2 separate regions of the Homo sapiens genome follow, and region 2 is linked to region 1. The links are chromatin contacts, found by Hi-C or POLR2A ChIA-PET in ENCODE. All regions are on one chromosome and are shown on one strand. Each heading gives the region's core, a stretch centred on a gene start or an enhancer-like site at or near the end of the contact. The rest is flanking DNA. Distances are from core to core; before and after follow the strand shown. Region 1 holds the start of EIF3F (eukaryotic translation initiation factor 3 subunit F). Region 2 holds the start of RIC3 (RIC3 acetylcholine receptor chaperone).

The links. A loop is a pair of places that touch in the nucleus more often than their neighbours do. ChIA-PET counts read pairs that join two places held with the same protein, here RNA polymerase II (POLR2A). Pooled maps may share reads with other maps.
Region 2: a loop to region 1 is called in a pooled map, with 5 times the contacts of the local background. The contact joins the promoter of RIC3 here to the promoter of EIF3F in region 1. A Hi-C loop is called at or near these places in 7 of 50 pooled maps. POLR2A ChIA-PET finds 5 or more read pairs at or near these places in 4 of 52 experiments (WTC11, activated CD8-positive, alpha-beta memory T cell, activated T-cell and 1 more).

Annotation. Positions count from the first base shown.
Region 1 is chr11:7,985,128-7,989,794 of GRCh38, reverse strand. EIF3F (eukaryotic translation initiation factor 3 subunit F) reads right to left here and starts at 2,458. Exons shown (of 8, transcript NM_003754.3): 1 at 2,079-2,458. The coding sequence starts at 2,442. RefSeq lists enhancers at 2,164-2,213, 1,682-2,220, 2,221-2,760, 2,644-2,823.
Region 2 is chr11:8,167,245-8,171,598 of GRCh38, reverse strand. RIC3 (RIC3 acetylcholine receptor chaperone) reads left to right here and starts at 2,574. Exons shown (of 6, transcript NM_001206671.4): 1 at 2,574-2,733. The coding sequence starts at 2,610. RIC3-DT (RIC3 divergent transcript) reads right to left here and starts at 2,529. Exons shown (of 5, transcript NR_187234.1): 1 at 2,410-2,529; 2 at 1,611-1,714.

The DNA.
Region 1 (4,667 bases), core at 1,209-3,708:
CTTCTTGTAGTTGCTTTAATGCCCAGCTCAAACGTCATCTTTTTTGTGAACTTTTCCCCAACCTTCTGAAATAGTTAAGTCTTCTGCATTTCCATGCCACCATGACACCCTTCTATTGGAACATTTATCATATTACATTCTAATTATTTGCATTTAAGAGTACACTTCTATCTTGAGTTTAAGGTTACAGGAGAGCTCACTTTATTACACTTTGAATTCTAAATACCTTAACAGTTTTATGGTACAAAAAAAGCACCAATGACTTCATTTAGACAAATGAAATGTTTTGTGTATATCTAAGGAAATAAGTTCATAGCAAGCAGAATCTATTCTTTATTCTTCTGTAAGTATTGCCTCTATAACACCTATAGCACTGTACCATGATTCCAGTCTGGAAGAGGATCTGAGGATGTAGATTAGATTATACCTGGTCTGACTGGATCACTGGAATATTTGGGGCGCTAAAGCATAAATCATGGGTAATGAATTAGTTTCTTTAAATAGCTTTAGCGAGCTTGGAAAATTAGAAAGTGCAGCCAAAAGAGTAAGTATTTGCTGAGTGTCAAGTCAGTGATGCAAAAATAATTTATTACAGAAGCTCAGAGCAGGGCACAGTTACAGAACACCATCATGCTGTGGAAGGTTAAGAATGGAGTGAGGGTCCGGGTATGGGATGGAGGACCGGCACTTAATGCTGTTGCTGGGAACGTGGAAGGTAGGTAGAGCTTAAACAAATGAAGGACAGCAGGAAAAGCACTTGTGGCAAAGAGAACGCAAAAGCTTGGTCTGAGAAAAGACAAGCAATGTTCAGAAGATATGAATTTAAGTTTCTGTAAAATGCTATACCGTCAAAGATAGATAAAGGAGAGAAAATGTGTGTCTGTATGCATTGGGGTGGTCCAGGCCTGATGTGAATGGCAACTAACAGCTGTACCTAATGTGTGCCAGCATAGTCAGAAGTTTTTAATTTAGCTCTCACAAAGACTAAGTCTAAAGTAGCTCCTGACAGAACAGATTTTAGGTAATCTGCCCCAAGTCACATGGCAAATGTTTTGTGAGGTCTGCTTACAAATCTTGTCTGCTTTGCAATATACCAACTGTCTTCTATGGTGTAAGAACTAGTAGATGTTCAAGAGTATGAAAGAGAAAGAATGCTTGTAAATAAAGTGGATTCACAAAGCTATTTAAAATCTGGCACTAAGATGGAATGGAAACGAATTTCATGGGACCAGCATAGTCTCCAGAAAGGAATTTATTATCAACAATCCCTCTTTAGTGCTTTTCCATTTTACAAACTACTTTAACATAAAATATCTATTCCCCAAATTTGGAACACAGGCAGAGAATGGGTCATTTTTCGACCTGAAGGTTAAGGGCAGAAATATAAACAGATAATACAACTGTTTGCGTCCAAATGCAAAATGGGGGAACAGGGTTTCTCACATTAGGTACTAATATTAGGGGACACTGAGGGACACAGATCAGGCTCAGACGTTTAGGACAGCAGAACACTATAAAATCCCAAGCGGGTTCCAACCAAACCGGTTTACTTGTTGGGAGGAATGTTTTTTTACAAACGTCCCCACTCCTTTGACAACTGGTTAGAAAACTTTGTCAATACCTGGAAAACGATGACATTTAGTCAGTGGATAAGGGAGAAATATGTGGTCACTGGTATAGGGAGTCAAGGGTTCCTGACTTCCCACTCGGCGTGTGAACTCATTTTTGGTAGATGCAGCCCATCATACTTGCCATAAACTGCTGTTTATGTAAAATGTAAACCACTGGCATAAATGTAAACCACTGGCATAAAATATTCAGTAAATGACACAACTACTCCTTGTGTATTTTATGTCGCTTAAAGTGACAGCAATCCGGCAGGAGAGAGAGGAGAGATGCAAGTGCTTGAGAAGATAAGTCACAGCAAAAGGTAGGATGCAGATATAGATTAAGAGGTCATTGGGGATGGGAGGAAAGGACGGTAGGACACCAGGAATTAAAGAATTAATGAGTTAGGGGAGTGAGATAAATGAGAAGTGGGAGGAAGAAAAGAATGTTAACTTTCTCTGACCACTCACCCAACAGGGTCCCGATAACTCGGGCAGCACCCTCGTTGCGTCTCTCGTAGCTGTCCACAATGGAGGCCAAAATGACTGGGTGCAGCCTGACCACGCGGCCGCCGGGGAAGGGCCCTGGAAGAGCAGGACCAGGCAGAGCGGGCGCTGGGGTCTGCGCTGGAGCTTGCGCTGAGGCCGGGGTCTGGCCAGGAGCCGCAGTTGCAGCCGCTGCTGCCGCAGGGTCTGAGGATGAGGCTGGAGCCGCAGCGGGAACCGGAGCCGCAGCCGGTGCTGGCGTTGGCGCTGGAACTGAGGCTGGGGCCGCCGCCGGGACTGGGGTTGGCGTGGCCGGAGGAGCACTTACTGGTACCGCCGGTGTGGCCATCTTGTCGAGAAAGAAGGAGGCGGAAGCGGAAATGACAGCATTCATGAATATCAGGAGCTTGATAGGCTGAATATACACCACGTGAGCTAGAGCTTTTTGCTGATTGGTTACTGGTGATACTTCTCGGAGCACTGAAATAGTCCCGCCGTTGGTAATTTCTTCTGGAATTTGTGCGCTCTGCTTTTGGCCCGAGGAGCACTCAGGAAACCCTGGGCTAAGTAGTTCCGGGTAAAACTTGGGACGGCGTTCGAAGAGAAACACTTTGTGCAGCTGCCGCCAGGTGGAACCAGAAAGCAGCGCGGAGGTCGAAATTCGTGTTTTAGACTTAAATGAGATAATGGATGTCAAAGTGCCTTTAAAAAGGATTTTAAGGCCAGGCGCGGTGGCTCACGCCTGTAATCTCAGCACTTCGGGAGACCGAGGCGGAAGGATCGTTTGAGCCCAGAAGCTCGAGGCTGCAATGGGCGAGAAGGAGAACTTAGCTGGATTTCTCCTGCTGCTTTGAGAAGAGACTGGAGGGTGAGGGGAGGTGAGGAGAGGGAGGCGAGAGAGGGAAAAGCAGGGAGACCTGCTGGGAGGCCACTAGGTAATCTAAGTGAGAGATGATGGTGGCTGGGACCAGGCTGGTAGCAGTAGAAGTTCTGAGAAGTGGGAAGATTATGGATATATTTTGAAGGTAGTTTCAATAGGGTTTCCTGAGAAATTGTATATGAGGTGTGAAAGAGAGGAGTCAAGGAGGACTGCAATTTTTTTTTTTTTTTTTTGTACTGAGCGATTAGTAGGATGAAGTCACCATCAATTGAGATAGCAAAAGCTGTAGGTAGAGCAGGTTTTGGGGAAAAGATCCTGATTTCATTTCTGAATGTGTCACCTTTGAGATGTCCATTACACATTCAAGTGGAGTTGTAATAAGGTGTATAAACTAGTCTGTACTTTAGGAGAGGATTATATGAGGTATTGCCTTGTAAAGCTCTTAGCACATGCCTGATATACAGTAGTTATTAAGTCATAGCTATTATCACTATGTGATGGAGGGAGCTCTGACCATAACCCACTGTGTAACTTGGGGCAATCTACAAGTTTTTTCTGAGCCTCAATTTCCTTCTTGGTATAATGGGGTGATAACATCTGCTTGTAAAGACAAAACAAAACACCAAAAAAACTGTCAACTCCCTTAATTAGGTCAAGTCCTAGTGTCCAGCTGGCAAGTGGATAGGTGAGGTTGAACTTCTTATCCCTGATTCTGTGCCCAAGAGTTGATTTCTCCTTGGAGAAATCTTCCATTATTAGAATTCACATGACGCTGCTCCCCTGTAAATGCTCTGTGTAGACATGCATTCTTTCTTTCACCAAAACAAAGGTGAACAGCCAAACAGAAGAAGATTGAAAAGTAACTCTTGGATTTGATGACCTGGAGTCTTTAGCAACCCTAGTAGAGCAACGTCAGTGGGACTGAGGGTGGGGTGGGCACAGAAACTAGAAATCTGGTGTGAGAGAATGGCCAGTCTGAACTGAAAGCAGCAAGTGCCAGCTTTTCTTTCAGGAAGTTTTCTGGGAAGGAAAGGAGACATTTAAGGAAATAGCCAGGGAAACAGCAGGATTGAGAGGCAGCCAATTTAGGATGGCAGTGTTTCAAGTATATTTTAAACTGAGGATAAGAATATAGACGAGAGAGAAATATTAAATATACAAGTGTGAAAAAATATCTAATGAAACGGGCAAAAGGTGGACCCACACTGAGAAGCCTAGATGGTCTTGCACAGGCTGAGAGGCATGCTGGAGAGACTGCCCAGGGCCCTGGCCTCCCTTTTGGGTGCTTAGTAGGGGTCTGCCTGAGTCAAGGTCAGTCCATTGAGATCATCTCATGGGAAAAAGGCCAGAGGACAGAACCCAGTTGAAGAAGTGTTGCTGCCCCCAACTGACCATGCACACCTTTGAGACCTCCTATCTATGTGTTAATCTGGGTTGGTGTGGACACTTTGCCTTCAATAACTTTGCCTTTATATTGATGTCTTAAAGACATTTCTCTCTGGGAGAAAAGAGAAGGGGATGGATGAAGAAGCAGAGATGAATTGGGGAGAGAGGGAAGTTGCAGGACCTCCTGCAAATGACATTTTTCTCAGGTAAGTTGAGGCAAGGTGATCTGCTGTGAATGGCAATGCAAGGGCAGGGATAAGCCTCGGGGGAATGGACAGTGTTTGGAGGAGGGTCTGAGAGTGAGCTAT
Region 2 (4,354 bases), core at 1,325-3,824, 180 kb before region 1:
AGAATTTGGTGGCGGAGGGCGGGGGGGAGTGTGGTCATTCCAGACCCCTCTGTATTTCTTAGAGACCACATCCCATTAGTCACCTCCTCCCTAAGCTGCATCTATAGTCCAGGAGTCCAGAGGTTTTCTGACTAAACCTCCCCAGACAGTAAACCTGGTAGCTAAGAGGGCAAATTCTTGAGTAAGCATGCCTGTGTTCAAATCATAGCATCCAGTTTATACTGTGTAATTGTTGGCAAGTAAATTATGTTTTCTGGGGCTCCATTTTCTTACCTGTGAAATGGGTATATAATAATATTGCTTACCTCTTGAAGTTATTGGGAGGAATAATTATGATATGTAAGATGCCTAAAACATAATTAGTACTCTAACTTTTAGTGATGTTAATAACATCAATGATAATAATGCCCGAGTGAAGCCAGCAGTGGCACCCATCTGGCTGCATGAATCAAGGAAAGAGATTCAGAAGATATCCATTGCTTTAAAAAAATCAAACAATTTTTTTTTAGAGACAGGGTCTCACTCTGTCACCCTGGCTGGAGTGGGTGCCCCTACTGGCTTCATTCAGGCATTATTATCATCTTATATATCATAATTAATTGTGGTTTCACACAATCATAGCTCACTGCAGCCTCAAACTCTTGGGCTCAAGTGATCTTCCCACCTCAGCTTCCTGAGTAGTTGGGACTACAGGTGCACACCACCATGCCTGGTTAATTTTTTACATTTTTTTGGTAGAGATTAGGGCTCTCCCTATGTTGCCCAGGCTGGCCTTGAACTCTTGGCCTCAAGCCATCCTCCAGCCTTGGCCTCCCAAAGCCCTGGGATTATAGGTGTGAGCCACTGTGCCCAGTCTCAACTGCTTTTTAATCAGATTTCCAGCCAATCCTTCATTCAGACCCACTCTGCACCCTTGGCTTTAAAGGAACCCAGTACCTCCAATTCTTAAGAGCATGGGTTCTGAGGGGCAAATTAGTTCACTCCTTACAGGCTTTCAGTCCACAGGCATTTAACTTTTTATGCTCTACACCTGCACTGTCTACTGTGGGCGCCAACGAGCCACACTATCGTGCTGATAAAATTTGAAATATTTTTGCTATCTTGGTTTAAAATATTATTAAAATAAATTTTACTTATTTTTACTTTTTAAATGTGGCTACTGGAAAAATTTAAATTACATATGTGGCTGGTATTATGTGTCTATTGGACAGTGTTGTGTGCGTCTTACAAAATTGACATTTCTCATCTGCTGTCATGTTTTCTATCATTGCATTTAGTCTTGTAGTTTATATACTTTATTTCTTTATTTTCCTTTTTGGGCACTGTCCCAGGAAAGCAAAGATAAATGCATATGTTACATCTGTCATGTTTAACTGGAAGTTCTACCTAAGCTTTTCACAATGTAGCTCCTGCTTATATTTGTGCACTTCGTGTCCTGTCACTACTCTATGGCCCTGCCAAAATGAATTACCAATAGCTTTCTGAACACACCAGGAAGCTTCCAGATTTGCCTTTATTTTTTTGGCCTCCTTTTTCCGGAATACCTTTCTAACCCCTCCCACCTGTCTGCCTATAAGTTACTCATTTTTCAACAGCTAACTCAATTTCACCTTCTCAAAGGGGCTTTTCTTGACTTTTCCTCGTACCAGTTGAGAAGACTGCTCGGGGATCCAGAATATTTCCTGCATTTTTTTTGTTTGGATAATTATCTGTCCTACAAAGGGAATCCATTTTATTCATCAGACCCTGTAGTGCCAAGTTGAGGGTCTAATACATAGTAAAAACTAAAATAATGTTAAATGAACGAATGAAGAGAGTAACAAAGAACGGTGGGATTGTAGAGAAAGGAGAGGCTGACTGAAAACGTTTCGAGAGAGCAGTGTTTTTAAGCTGTTCTTCAGAGAAGTTTTTGACAACTGGAGATGGTGTCAGGAATTTTCCAGGCAGTGGGAACAGGACAAGCAAAGCTTCCCTGAAGACAAGCAATATGCTAAAGAAATAGCAAATCATCCAGTTTGGAAGGAGCATTGGTAAGACCAGATCATGCAGGGCGTTGAGGTTATAGAAAGGAGTTTAACTATTGTTCTGAAGATAATGGAGAGTTAAAAGGTTTAAGCTGGAGAGAAAGAGAATTAGTCTTGTGTTTTAGCATTATCACCTGTGGCTGCAGACGGATAATGAATGCGAGGGGCATGAGTGGAAGCTGGAAGACAGCGAGATCATGGAGATGAGGAGAAACTGGATGTTGTGATCTACGGGTGGGTGGGGGGCAGTGGTGGTAAGTGGGGATAGAGATCCGGGCACGACCGCCGGATGTGTAGGCGGTAGAATGCACAGGACTCAGTAAAAGATGAACATGGGGAGTGAGGGAGGAGTTTTTAGTTAGTATGAACGGGAAGGCGAGGGTACCATTTACAGCGACGGGTAACCACGCGGGAGGAGCAGGTCAACTCCCGACAGTGGAGGTGAAGATGCGTGCGCCTCGCGCACCTTGTCCCTCGCGCGACGCCGTCCGCGCCGCCCGCGGTTCGGTCGGGAGCGGCAGCCCGTGCTCCGGTTCCGGTTCCGGTTCCGGCTGGCGTCTGCACCTGCGACCACCGTGAGCAGTCATGGCGTACTCCACAGTGCAGAGAGTCGCTCTGGCTTCTGGGCTTGTCCTGGCTCTGTCGCTGCTGCTGCCCAAGGCCTTCCTGTCCCGCGGGAAGCGGCAGGAGCCGCCGCCGACACCTGAAGGTAAGAGCAGGCCAGCTCCCTCTGAGCTTCCCGGCGCCGAAGAGTACGGAGAACGCTGCTTGAGGGAGGGGTGACTCTGAGAGTCTGCAGCCTTCACCGAAATATCCACCAAACTGACTGGAGAGGGCGGGCGAGACGGCGTTGAAGGGCCAATGCCCACGGTTCCGTTGTTATCAGCGGGTGGCGGCCCAGATGGTTCTGCTGCTGGAAGGGTCAGGAACGTATGCATGCAGGTCTGTGCATCCTCTAGGTGGCCTTGCGTACTCCCGTTTAGGCGCAGTCCCTTCTCTCTTACCCCGCTGGCTTAACTCATCTCGTCACCATTTGTTCACGTGCTTTGAGTCAAGGGTTCCCAGTTGGGTTTCCCTCTTTAGGTTTTCCGTGTACTTTCTGACGCGCCGCTTGGTACGAAATCAAGGCAAATGGAATTGGTACAGCAAACCTTAAGTCGTTATGTTTTTTCAACTTGGTGCTGGGCGCTCACTGCTTCAGGCTCTTCTTGTGCCTTTAAAAATATATCTTGAAGATTTTAATAACCCCAGTTTCAGTTACTGAGGTGGTTATGAACAAATTATTACGTTCCCCTTATTGAAACAGTATTTATCTGTTAATTCTTCGTTGTTGGCATGATGTATGTGGTGTTTAAAAATTCATCCTCTTAGCTGCACTGGGGCCTTTTACAGAATGAGTGTAAAGGCACGGTGCTGAAGGCTGGGAGAAGGAACCAGAACAGTTTTCTATAGGTCATGAAGTTCTACTGGTAACTTTCTCCTGTAAATTATCCTTGTAATATCTTTGAGACATGATTTTACGGTGTCTGAACACTTCCAGTAATGTTTAAACTGTTGATTGCTGGACAGCTCCTTTTGAACTGTAATCCACTTCCGTCTGCTTTATGCACATTGACTGTAGTTCCATTCTCTTGAGCATCATACACACTATAAATGCAAAGCACCAAGCTTTAGGGGTGGAGGGCAGGTTGAACACATAATTCTGTTTACAGAATTTGCCTGATAATCTTTATGCTTGTAAGACTATCCACTTGGGACGGACTTCTAAAACATCTTTGCGTATTTGTTCTTTTTTTTTCCTTTCTGTCTTATTGCAATAATCCCAAAGATTTTTACCTGCTTTGTCTAATGATATTGTCTACTTTGAAGAAGAGTCAATTCATGATGATCCTGAACAGTGAAGATTCTTCGAAAACTTTTTTTTTTTTTTTTTTACTTTCCATTATGGTGAATTATCTTGAACAAGTACTATTGACTGTGAGTGGGAGACACTCTTCTGAACGTTGTAGAAAATGTAGAGTGGAGATTAGACATGGGTTGTTCCCTTGAGAACTCAAGTGTTGGTATTCAGTGTTCTCATGTTAGGATCTTTGTACCTTCAGTTCTCTTTATTCCTGAAGTGCTGTGCTTTTCCCTCAGTGCCCTTCTCATCATTCAAATTTCTGCTCAAATGAAACCTCCTCAGAGAGACTTCCCCTGATGACACTAACTAAAATAACTCTTTTCTCCCATCATTCTCTATTTTATCATGTTTTATATTCTTCATGATAGGCATCACTATATGATATGGAATATTCTTAAGTGTTTACTTGTTTGTTTTTTTGTCTTCA